2 separate regions of the Homo sapiens genome follow, and region 1 is linked to region 2. Evidence: chromatin loops called from intact Hi-C (ENCODE). Cell type or tissue: OCI-LY7. All regions are shown on one strand. Each heading gives the region's core, and the rest is flanking DNA. Links, peaks and the distances in the headings are about the cores only. Region 1 has its middle 35 kb from the start of LL22NC03-102D1.18. Region 2 has its middle 22 kb from the start of GGTLC2.

Region 1 (5,367 bases), core at 298-5,297, 80 kb before region 2:
ATCAGGTGAGTAGGGTGACCTGTTCTATGGACACCAGGCAGCCTCCGTCAACCACTCCTGTCATTGTCCAACAGACTCCAAAAAAATGTGGCCATGGTGGCAGGGATAGAGGCTGATAATGGGCTCATCAATGTGAATTTCCACTAACTGGAGCTGGCCTGGCTGAAGCCACTGCTGGGTGACAATCTGTCAACAGCAGAGACCAACACAGGCATCCCTATAGGATGACCTTCTCTGTGGAAAACAGCCAGGGGCCTGCTTGATATTAATTTCATTAGAGCTCTTCCATCATGGGAGAGACAGCTCTTTTTCCTTACTAGCATTGGCATGTACAGAGGATTTGCTTTCATTGACAGCAATGCTTCTGCCAAAACTGTTATCTCTGGATTACAGAATGATGCACCCATCACGATGGTATTCCACAGGAGGTTCTGACCAAGGAACTCGTTTCACCGCAAATAAAGGGCTATGGGCCTTTTCTCCTGGCATTCAAGATTCTTACTCTTGTCCCCAACATTCTGAGACATGTGGCTTATATGAATGGTTTAATGACTGCATGGAGACTCCATTACTGCACCAGGCAAGTGGCAAGTATGTGTAGGGTTGGGCAATGTCTTCCAGGATGGGGCATGTGCTGTGCATCAGTGCCCAATAGATGGTGCTGTTTCTCCCACAGTCAGGATCCACGAGTCCAGAATCAAGGAGTAAATTGTAGTGGCTCCACTCAAAAATGCCTTTAGTGATCCATCAGCAAAAATTTGACATTCTCTCATCCCGACCTCAGGCTCTGTGGGTCTAGAGGTCTTAGGTGCACTGGAGGAATGCTTTCCCAGAGGATACAACAATGACTGCACTGAACTGAGACCTGAGAGTTCCCCACATCCCTCTGGACATGCCTGCATGGATGTCTCCCTGTGTCTGTCTTTCCAGTCAGACCCTCCATCAACAACTCAAACCCCAGGCAAAGAAACACAGGACTGCCAGGCCTGCCAGGCACAAATCCACTGCAGACTGACTCCTTTGCAGCGCCTGCCTGGAGGGCTGGAGGGAAGGGCAGCCTGGGGGTTCAAATTTGGGTGAATTTGGCCAAGCCTGCTCATGGCTTTGTCCACAGTCCTCCTGGGGCAGAAGGAAGGGGATGAAATAGAGGGGGAGGGGTTTATGTTTCACTTCCCTGTCTCCTTGTGTCACTGTGGGATAAGTACCACTGCTGTCTGCTGATAGACAGTAATAGTCAGCCTCGTCTTCTGCCTGGACTCCACTGATGGTCAATGTGACTATTGTCCCTGAGCTGGAGCCAGAGAATCGCTCAGGGATCCCTGAGGGCCTCTCGCTGTCTTTATATATCACCAGCACAGGGAACTGGCCTGGCTTCTGCTGGTACCAATAAGCATATTTTTTTGGCAATGCTTCTCCAGAGCAGGTGATCCTGGCCATCTGTCCTAGGGACACTGACACCGAGGGTGGCTGTGTCAGCTCATAGGAGGCCTCAGAGCCTGCAAGGAAGAACAAGAGAGGGGGCTTGAAGACAAAGGACCCATTTCCAGGAGTCCCACCCAGAGGCTGTGTCTGGGCTTTGCTCAGGATTCAGGTCAGGCTCAACTTGGAATCTGTGGGGACTGAGCCTGGGGAAGGGCCTGGGGTCAGCACCTGTGCAGAGAGTGAGGAGGGGGAGCAGGAGAGGGATCCAGGCCATGGTGAGATTCCCAGAGCTGTGCCTCCTGGACCCACAGAACAGTTGGGCTCCGCAGGCCTCTCTTATTCCCTCTCAGGCTTTCGGGGGCAGTCAGTGTTAAGCGTTTATGCAAATTTACATCCTCTGTGGCTCTTCCTGGAGAGATGTCTCTCAAACCAGCTGTGAGGGCAGCACAGGCAACAGGAGGAACAAGCAGGGTCTCTGGTTAGAAAATCAGCTGCAGCCTTCAAGCCCTGTGATCATAGACCTTTGTGGGAATTAACCTCATGACCACTGTCCCAAACCTCGCTGACCTGGGGTCTGTCCTGGGCCAGGCTCAGCAGAGCTGTGGACCTTCCAGGAGGTTGGCCATGGGGCTGAGCTGGGCTCTGTGGAGAGATCATGATGACACCTGACTCAGCAGCAGGTGGCCCAGGGACCCATGATCTTCCTCCTCCTGGTCCCTCAGACTCAGTCCCCTCTTGTTCATTTCATCTAAATGCTGTGCTGTGTCATTAGGACACTTGCTGATTATTCAGTGGGAATATTTGGGTCATTTAAGCAACCACACACCCCTGTGGAGTCAACATGGCATCTGGTCTCATTTCAGTCGTGGTGCTGCTCCTGCTACATCACCCCTCATTGCCACAAGAGATTAGCAATCAGCACCGTCAACTTGTCTGTTATTTATTCATGTTTTTCTCATCAATATTTTATGTAAACTTGCAAAAAGCAGCAGAAAACCACACTGGACTGAGAATCTAACGTTAGGTCCATGGTCTCTGTAAGGGTCCCAGGGTCATGGTCTCTGCACAGCATGTGAGCTCCAGAGATTGGGTGGTCCCTGGTTACTCCAGCCAGGCCCCTGCTCAGTGTCCTGTCACTGAGCGTGGACAGCACCATGGTCAGAGCTGTGGCCTGAGGCAGGTGAGAAGCCCTGTCCCTCTGAAGAGTGTCTCCTGAAGGAGGCTGGGGATGCCCATCCAGGGCCAGGGTCCCAAATGCCCCACCACACCCACCCGAGACTCCCCTGAGTACAGGAGCTGCCCCCTGAGTCAGAGTCCGCCTGGAGCTGGAAGGAAAGGCAGAGGGAGGAGGGGTCGGGTGTATCTGGAAGTGCCCAGGACAGAGGGCTCAGCTCCCCAGGACACTGCTGGACCAGGAGGGATGACACCCTGAGAGTGGCAGGAGGCTCAGGCCGCCATCCTGGGTGAAGAACCCGGGCCCTGGGAGCCCCATCACCTCACACTATACCCCCTCCTAGAGCACCTCGACCTTGGGACGCCTCCCAGGGATTCCCCTTCCTGAGGAAGCTGCCCAAGCTCACATCTGGGCCCAGCCTCCTCCAGCTGCATTTCCCTGGTGAGGCCTTCACTGTGCCAGGCTTCTGTCAGTGTCCTGGGGTGACACCGTGTGTCTGACCCTCAGAGCGTGGTCACTGAAGCCTGAGGGGATAGGATGAACTGCACTCACTTTCAGTCTGAAGACAGATTCTTGGACACCTGTTGAACCCCAGGCTGGCCTTCTCTTTGCCCCAGCTGGGCAGCCCCAGCCTCTCTCCTGAAAGCTCCTGGCTGCAGCTCTGCTGCCCCCAGCTGGTGGAGGAGACTCAGCCCATCACCGCATGTTTCTGGTTCTGCAGCTTAGCTGTGAGCTAACATCACCACCGTCGGCACCATTAATTTCTTGTTTGTCTTTATTTCATTCCATACTTCTCAGAGTTTGTGCTGAGAGGATTTCTACACTACCCTAGTCTGTCTTCCTGATTAAACTGGGACTCTCCTGCTTATTCTCAGCTGGGGACTGCTCTTCCCACCATACAGAAAGCAAGCTCTTTTTGAGTCCCTTTCTTGGAATCCCTGCAGAGGAAAGACAAGAAGTTTTGTCTGAAGCCCATTGAAGCCCATTAAGTGACATCCCCTCATCAGGCTTTAATTCGCATGACTTTCGTTGTTTTTCTGTCTTTTAATTTTGAATGAAGAAAGAGCTTCCTCAGTTCAGTATAAGGCTCCTCACTTCACAGCAGGTAACACTGAGGCCAAAAGAGACTAAGTGGCTCAGGAGAACAGAGAGCAGTGGGGGCAAGTCCAGGAGCTGGCCCAGGTGTCCTGAGTTCTGAAACTGGGCCCGTTGGGGTGGTGCTTAACCAGGATGGGGAGGGAGGGGGCATGAGGGCCAGGCAGGCAGTAGGGCTGTGTCCCATGGACACACTGCCAATCCCCATCATGGCCTGCCCATCCTGAGAAGCCCACTTCAGCCCGCAGAAGGTGGGGGCTGTACCCCAGGCTAGAGCTGGAGAATCTGTTGGATTGGGGGCTGCTCTGAATGCAGCGCCTGGCCTGGCTCCTGCTGGTTCTCTCTGCACTGTTGCCTGCTGCACTCTCTCCTGAGCAGGTGGGGGACAGGTGTCTCATGGCCAACTCTACTGGGGGTAGCTGAGTCTAAGAGACCACAGGGGCTGCAGGATAAGGAGACTTTAGGGCTCATTCTCAGGGTCCCATCTCCTGAAATATCACCTGGGCTGAGCTCAGGGTCAGGACTAGGATTAGGGTCCTGTGGGGGCTTAGCCTGGGGCAGCATCTGTGCAAAGAGTGAGGAGAGGTAGCACGTGAGAGGTCGAGGCCATGGGGAGACATCCCAGAGCTTTGTTTCTGGAACCCATAGCTGAGCCTCGTTTCCTCAGGCCTTCTCCATACTCTCAAAAGTCCCCACGAAAATGCTCCCTCCATCGCGCTGGACTGCAGATAACTTGGCAGACTTCAGTGTGGGCTTCAGGGTTTGGTTCATGTGGAATTCTTCTTTTCATATCTCATATGAGAGTGATTGTTGCTGCTTATTTGAACAATCTTGAAGGAATGACAGGAATCCCAACAGACTTCATGTCGGGACACAAGTCAGGAATCTCAGGAGGGTTTTGATATTACTTCCATATCACATAGGATGTTTGGGACAGCAATAATGATCAGTCTGACTGCTGAGATCCCAGGGAGTCTCAAAGAAGCTCACTTGCCAGACTTGGAGCCTGAGAATCAATCTTATGTCTCTTAGTTTTAATCTATGACCCCATACCTCAGCTGTGTGGGTCTCTACTCTGTTTCTGGTGGAACCAGGAGACACAATTGTTAATCTTCTGACCAAGCAGAAAGTCCCTGTTAGCAACAAAATTTCATAAAAAGAGAATGAAATGTAACCATTAAATAGTAAATGTCTTAGTCTGTTTGTGTAGCAATAACAAAACACCTAAGATTGGGCAATTTTCAAACAATACAAATGTGGAATGTTGAATACCCCCAATACTGCTGTTGATTCAGCAAAACAGATGATGACCGACTGCCAGGTGTCCATGAAGTGGAGGGAGACTGAGTCAGAGTGGTCAGGACCCCAGTCATGAGGGGAGGGACAAATGTGGAGATGAGCAAGTGCGTGGCCAAACCTCAGGGTGCTATGGCTTTGATCTTTGTCGCCTCCAAATCTCATGTTGAAATTGGATCCCCAGTGTTGGAGGTGGGAACTAATGGGAGCTTTTAGGGTGATGGGAGTGGATCTCTCATGAATAGATTAATGTCCTCACTTGGGGTGAGTGAATTCCCACTGTTTCCGAAAGAGCTGGTTATTTAAAAGAGCCTGGCATCTTCCTCTTCTCTCTTGCTTCCTCTCCCCCATTGACCTCTGCCTACACTGGCTCCCCTTCA
Region 2 (5,367 bases), core at 160-5,159:
GATACCATGAGAGTGGGGGCTGGAGCATCTCAATAATACACGGGGAACTCAGAGGAATAACCCAGGGCATTTGGGCCACAGAGTAGTGGCACTGCCCTAGGTTCAGTCACCACACAAGGAAATACTGGGACCATCACCACTCAATAGATGTCTCCCACTGACTGTACTTCCATTCAAGTCATTTTTCCCCAAGTCACACTCCAGCCCAGAAAACACCAGGACCTACTGGACCTGCCAACCCCGAATTTATTATTGATCCACCTTCTGTAGGGCCTCCGTAGAGATCTGGAAGGAAGGAGGCCTCAGAGTCTCTGATCTGGGTGTACTGGGCCAGACCTGTTCGTGGCTTTGTCCACAGTCCTCCTGGGGCTGGAGGAAGAAGGTGACACAGATGGCAAGGGGTTTGTGTCTCATTTCTCCATCTGCCTGTGTCACTGTGAGATTGTTGTCAGCCGCAGAGTAACAGTAATAGTCAGCCTCATCCTCAACCTGGGCCCCGCTGATGGTCAAGGTGACTGTGGTCCCTGAGCTGGAGCCGGAGAATCGCTCAGGGATCCCTGAGGGCCGCTCACTGTCTTTATAAATCACCAGCACAGGGGCCTGGCCTGGCTTCTGCTGGAACCACCGAGCATATTTTTTTGCCAGTACATCTCCTGAGCAGGTGATCCTGGCTGTCTGTCCCGGAGACACTGACACTGAGGATGGCTGTGTCAGCTCATAGGAGGCCACAGAGACTGCAAGAAAAGACAGGAGAGGGGGCTTGAGGACAAAGGACGCATTGCCAGGAATCCCCCCCAGAGGCAGTGGCAGGGCTTTGCTCAGGATTCAGGTCAGGCTCAACTTGGGGTCTGTGGAGACTGAGCCTAGGGGCAGCACCTGTGCAGAGAATGAGGAGGGGGAGCAGGAGAGGGATCCAGGCCATGGTGAGACATTCAGAGCTCTGCCTCCTGAGCCTACAGCACAGCTGGGCTCCCCAGGCCTCTCTTATTCCCTCTCCAGCTTTTGGGGGCAGTCAGTGTTTGGCGTTTATGCAAATTTACATCCTCTGCGACTCCTCCTGGAGAGATGTCACTCAAACCAGCTGTGAGGGCAGCACAGGCAACAGGAGGAAGAAGCAGGGTCTCAGATTAGAAAATCAGCTGCAGCCTTCAAGCCCTGTGATCACAGTCACCTTTCTGGGAATTAATCTCATGACCACTGTCCCAAACCTCGCTGACCTGGGGTCTGTCCTGGGCCAGGCTCAGCAGAGCTGTGGACCTTCCAGGAGGTTGGCCATGGGCTGAGCTGGGCTCTGCGGAGAGATCTTGCTGACACCTGACTCAGCAGCAGGTGGCCCAGGGACCCATGATCTTCCTCCCCCTGGTCCCTCAGACTCAGTCCCCTCTTGTTCATTTCATCTAAATGCTGTGCTGTGTCATTGGGACACTTGCTGATTATTCAGTGGGAATAGTTGGGTCATTTAAGCAACCACACACCCCTGTGGAGTCAACAGGGCCTCTGGTCTCATTTCAGCCATGGTGCTGCTCCTGCTACATCACCCCTCATTGCCACAAGAGATTAGCAATTGGCACCCTCAGCTCGTCTGTTATTTATGTATGTTTTTCTCATCAATGTTTTATGTAAACTTGCAAAAAGCAGGAGAAAACCACACTGGACTGAAAATCTAACTTCAGGCCCCATGGTCTCTGAAGGGGTCCCAGGGTCATGGTCTCTGCACAGCATGTGAGCTCCAGAGGGTGGGTGGTCCCTGGTTGCCCCAGCCAGGTTCCTGGTCACTCCAGTCAGATCCCTGGTCAGTGTCCTGTCACTGAGTGTGGACAGCCCCATGGTCAGAGCTGAGGCAGGTGAGAAGCCCTGTCCCTCTGAAGAGTGTCTCCTTAAGGATGCTGGGGATGCCCCATGAAGGGATCAGGATCCCAAATGCTTCACCCCACCCACCCGAGACTCCCCTGAGCACAGGAGTTTCCCCCTGAGTCAGAGTCCGCCTGGAGCTGGAAGGTGAGGCAGAAGGAAGTGAGGTATGGTGTATCTGGAAGTGCCCAGGACAGAGGGCTCAGCTCCCCAGGTTGCTGCTGGACTGAGAGGGACAAGGCCCTGAGAGTGGCAGGAGGCTCAGACAGCCATCCTGGGTGAAGAACCCGGGCCCTGGGAGCCCCGTCACCTCACGCTGTGCCCCCTCCTAGAGCACCTCAACCTTGGGATGTCTCCAAAGAAATCCCCTTCCTGAGTAAGCTGCCCCAGTTGACACCTGGTCCCAGCCTCCTCCAGCTGCATTTCCCAGGTGAGGCCTTCACTGTGCCGGGCTTCTGTCAGTGTCCTGGGGTGACACTGTATGAGTCTGACCCTCAGAGAATGGTCACTGCAGCCTGAGGGGATAGGATGAACTGCACTCACTTTCAGTCTGAAGACTGATTCTTGGACACCTGTTGAACGCCAGGCTGGCCTTCTCTTTGCCCCAGCTGGGCAGCCCCAGCCTTAATCCTGACTGCTCCTGGCTGCAGCTCTGCTGCCCCCAGCTGGTGGAGGAGACTCAGCCCAGGAGCTTTTTTCTTCCACGTGCCTCCACAGCACCTGTCACCTCAGAAGTTGAGGACCAGACAGTCCAGCCCCATTCTGTGCAGGGTGACCCAATCTGCCCTGCCCAGCCCAGCACAGAGAGTTCGCACACGCAGGGTAGGAAGTTGGGGCTATAGAAGTGTCTCAGGGTTGAAATGCCCTCCTCTAGTGGTTTTGTTCAGTCCGGACTAATTAGAGTGAGTCAACTGAAGCTCTTCTGCAAAGCTTTCAAAGTCCAGAGAGATGCATGTGCCATCCTACAGGGACCCAGGCTTTCTATGTACTTAGGCATCAAACTGGTGCACCTCCCACCCAATAAGAGCAGCTGTGATTCACTGTGATTTCCTGATGTTCCAGGCACTGCAGCTTAGTTGTGAGCTAACATCACCATCATCGGCACCATGAAAACATGAAATTATGTTTATCTTTATTTTATTCAACACCTCTCAGAGTTTGTACGGAGAGGATTTCTACACTAGCCTAGTCTGCCTTCCTGATGAAGCTGGGAATCTCCTGCTTATTCTCAGCTAGGGACCGCTGTTCCCACCATACAGAAAGCAAGCTCTTTTGAGCCCCTGTCTTGGAATCCCTGCAGAGAAAAGACAAGAAGTTCCACGTCTGAAACCCACTGAAGCCCATTAAATGACATCCCCTCAGCAGGCTTTAATTTACATGACTTTCATTGTTTTTCTGTCTTTTAATTTTGAATGAAGAAAAGAGCTTCCTCAGTTCAGTATAAGCCTCCTCACTTCACAGCAGGTAACACTGAGGCCAAAAGAGACTAAGTGGCTCAGGAGAACAGAGAGCAGTGGGGGCAAGTCCAGGAGCTGATCCAGGTGTCCTGAGTTCTGAACCTGGGCCCTTTCTGGTGGAGATTAACCAGGGTGGGGAAGGAGGGGGCATGAGGGTCAGGCAGGCAGCAGGGCTGTGTCCTGTGGACACACTGCCATCCCCCATCATGGCCTGCCCATCCTGAGAAGCCCATTTCAGCCTGCAGAAAGTGGGGGCTGTACCACAGGCTAGAGCTGGAGAATCTGTGGGGACTGGGGCCTGCTTTGGATGCAGGGCCTGGCCTGGCTCCTGCTGGTTCTCTCTGCACTGTTGCCTGCTCCACTGTCTCCTGAGCAGGTGGGGGACAGGTGTCTTATGGCTAACAGGTGTCTCATGACCCCACACCTTAGGTTAAAGAGATGTTGGGGCTCATTCTCAGGATCCCATCTCCTGAAGCATCACCTGGGCTGAGCTCAGGGTCAGGAATAGGCTTAGGGTCCTGTGGGGGCTTAGCCTGGGGCAGTGTCTGTGGAAAGAGTGAGGAGAGGTAGCAGGTGATGGACCAAGGCCGGGGAGAAACATCCAGGAGCTTTGTCTCTGGAACCCATAGCTGAGCCTGGCTCCCCTCATATTCCCAAAAGTTCCCACGAAAATGCTCCCTTCATCGCGCTGGACTGCAGAGAACTTGGCAGGCTTCAGTGTAGGCTTCGTGGATTTGGTTCATATGGAATTATTCTTCTTCTCATATCTCACATGGAAGTGACTGTCACTGCTTATTTGAACAATCTTGAAGGAAAGACAGGAATCCCAACAGCCCTGGTGTCAGGACACAAGTCAGGAATCTCAGGAGGGTTTTGGTCTTACTTCCTCATCACTTGGGATGTGTGGGACAGCAATAGTGATCAGTGTCACTGCTGGGATCCCAGGGAGTCTCAAAGAAGCTCACTGGCCAGACTTGGAGCCTGAGAATCAATCTTATGTCCACTGTGGAAAATGTTGCTGCTTGTATATGAACTGCAGTAATAATCAGCCTCGTCCTCAGCCTGGAGCCCAGAGATGGTCATGGAGGCCATGTTGCCAGAGCTGGGAGCCAGAGAAGTGATCAGAGACTCCAGAGAGCCTATAACTGACTTCATAAATCATGTGCCTGGGTGCTGCTGGCACCAGGAGACATAGTTATAATGCCCAACGTCACTGCTGGTTCCAGTGCAGGAGATGGTGACCGACTGTCCAGGAGACCCGGGTACTGAGTGAGGCTGAGTCAGGGCAGACTGAGCCCGAGAGCCCGGAAAAAGGAAAAAACACACTCTAGTGAGTCAGTGCTGGGCCCAGGTGAGCCTGAGGAGCAGGAGACTAAGAATCAGCCCAGAGGTCCCTGAGGCCCCTTTCCTGGAGGCATCACCTGTGCCCTGAGTGAGGAGGGTGAGGAGGAGCAGAGCCCAGGCCATGGTGGAGACGTCCCGAGAGCGCTGCCTCCTGAGACTCAAGCACTGGGTATGCCCCCAGCCCTGTCTTATCCGCTCTGCCTCAGAGGAGGGCGGGGCATCCATGAAAATCTGTGTCCTGGCTCCTCTCCTCATCCCACTCTCACCTGGGCCTGGGCTCAGAGACTTCTTCCCTGGACAGTGGGGCTCAGCTGAGGAGATTAAAGTCCTTGTTTGTCTATTCTGATGGTAGGAACTTGATCTCTTTGTACCAGGAGAGAAAGATCTGCTGAAGTCCCTCACCTGAGTGAGCTCCTGGCCCTCAGTGTCTCTGCTGTGTGGTGCCTGTGTCTCTGTGACCCTCCAGGCCTGGGCCACCCCACAGATACCACTGCCTGGCACCTACCTTTAGGCTCGCTCTACTGTCAGGAAATGAGGCTGCTCACCCCGTGGAAACCCCTGCTGTGTGTGGTTGATCCTTGGTCTCCCCAGCTGCAGCCTTGTCCCATTCCCACCCCCACCCTTGGTGCTGAGGCATCTGCAGCATCGAATCCCTGGAGCACATCAGCCACCCCAGGCGATGCACCCACATCCACACAGGGCACATGTTGTGGGG

Evidence for each region. Hi-C counts contacts between places; a loop is a spot of excess contacts. Peaks named below come from ENCODE experiments on the same cell type or tissue, not always from the same donor. Only the 100,000 strongest peaks of a DNase experiment are listed, where the experiment ranks them.
Region 1: it touches region 2 in a loop (2.9-fold over the local background); 4 of 110 quality-filtered maps call a loop at or near these places.

What each region holds. Positions count from the first base shown.
Region 1 is chr22:22,743,750-22,749,116 of GRCh38, reverse strand. It overlaps IGL and IGLV3-16. Among named protein-coding and RNA genes, the nearest start is that of LL22NC03-102D1.18, 35 kb to the right of the region's middle. RefSeq lists an enhancer at 2,435-2,935. In OCI-LY7, for the core only: CTCF peaks have their summits at 440, 664 (motif pointing right), 3,072 and 3,271 (motif pointing left); DNase peaks (open chromatin) are centred at 616, 1,826 and 3,276; H3K4me3 peaks cover 939 bases; H3K27ac peaks cover 686 bases.
Region 2 is chr22:22,663,881-22,669,247 of GRCh38, reverse strand. It overlaps IGL, the pseudogene IGLV2-28 and IGLV3-27. Among named protein-coding and RNA genes, the nearest start is that of GGTLC2, 22 kb to the right of the region's middle. RefSeq lists a silencer at 2,204-2,383. In OCI-LY7, for the core only: CTCF peaks have their summits at 2,294 and 2,513 (motif pointing left); DNase peaks (open chromatin) are centred at 1,067 and 2,517; H3K4me3 peaks cover 428 bases.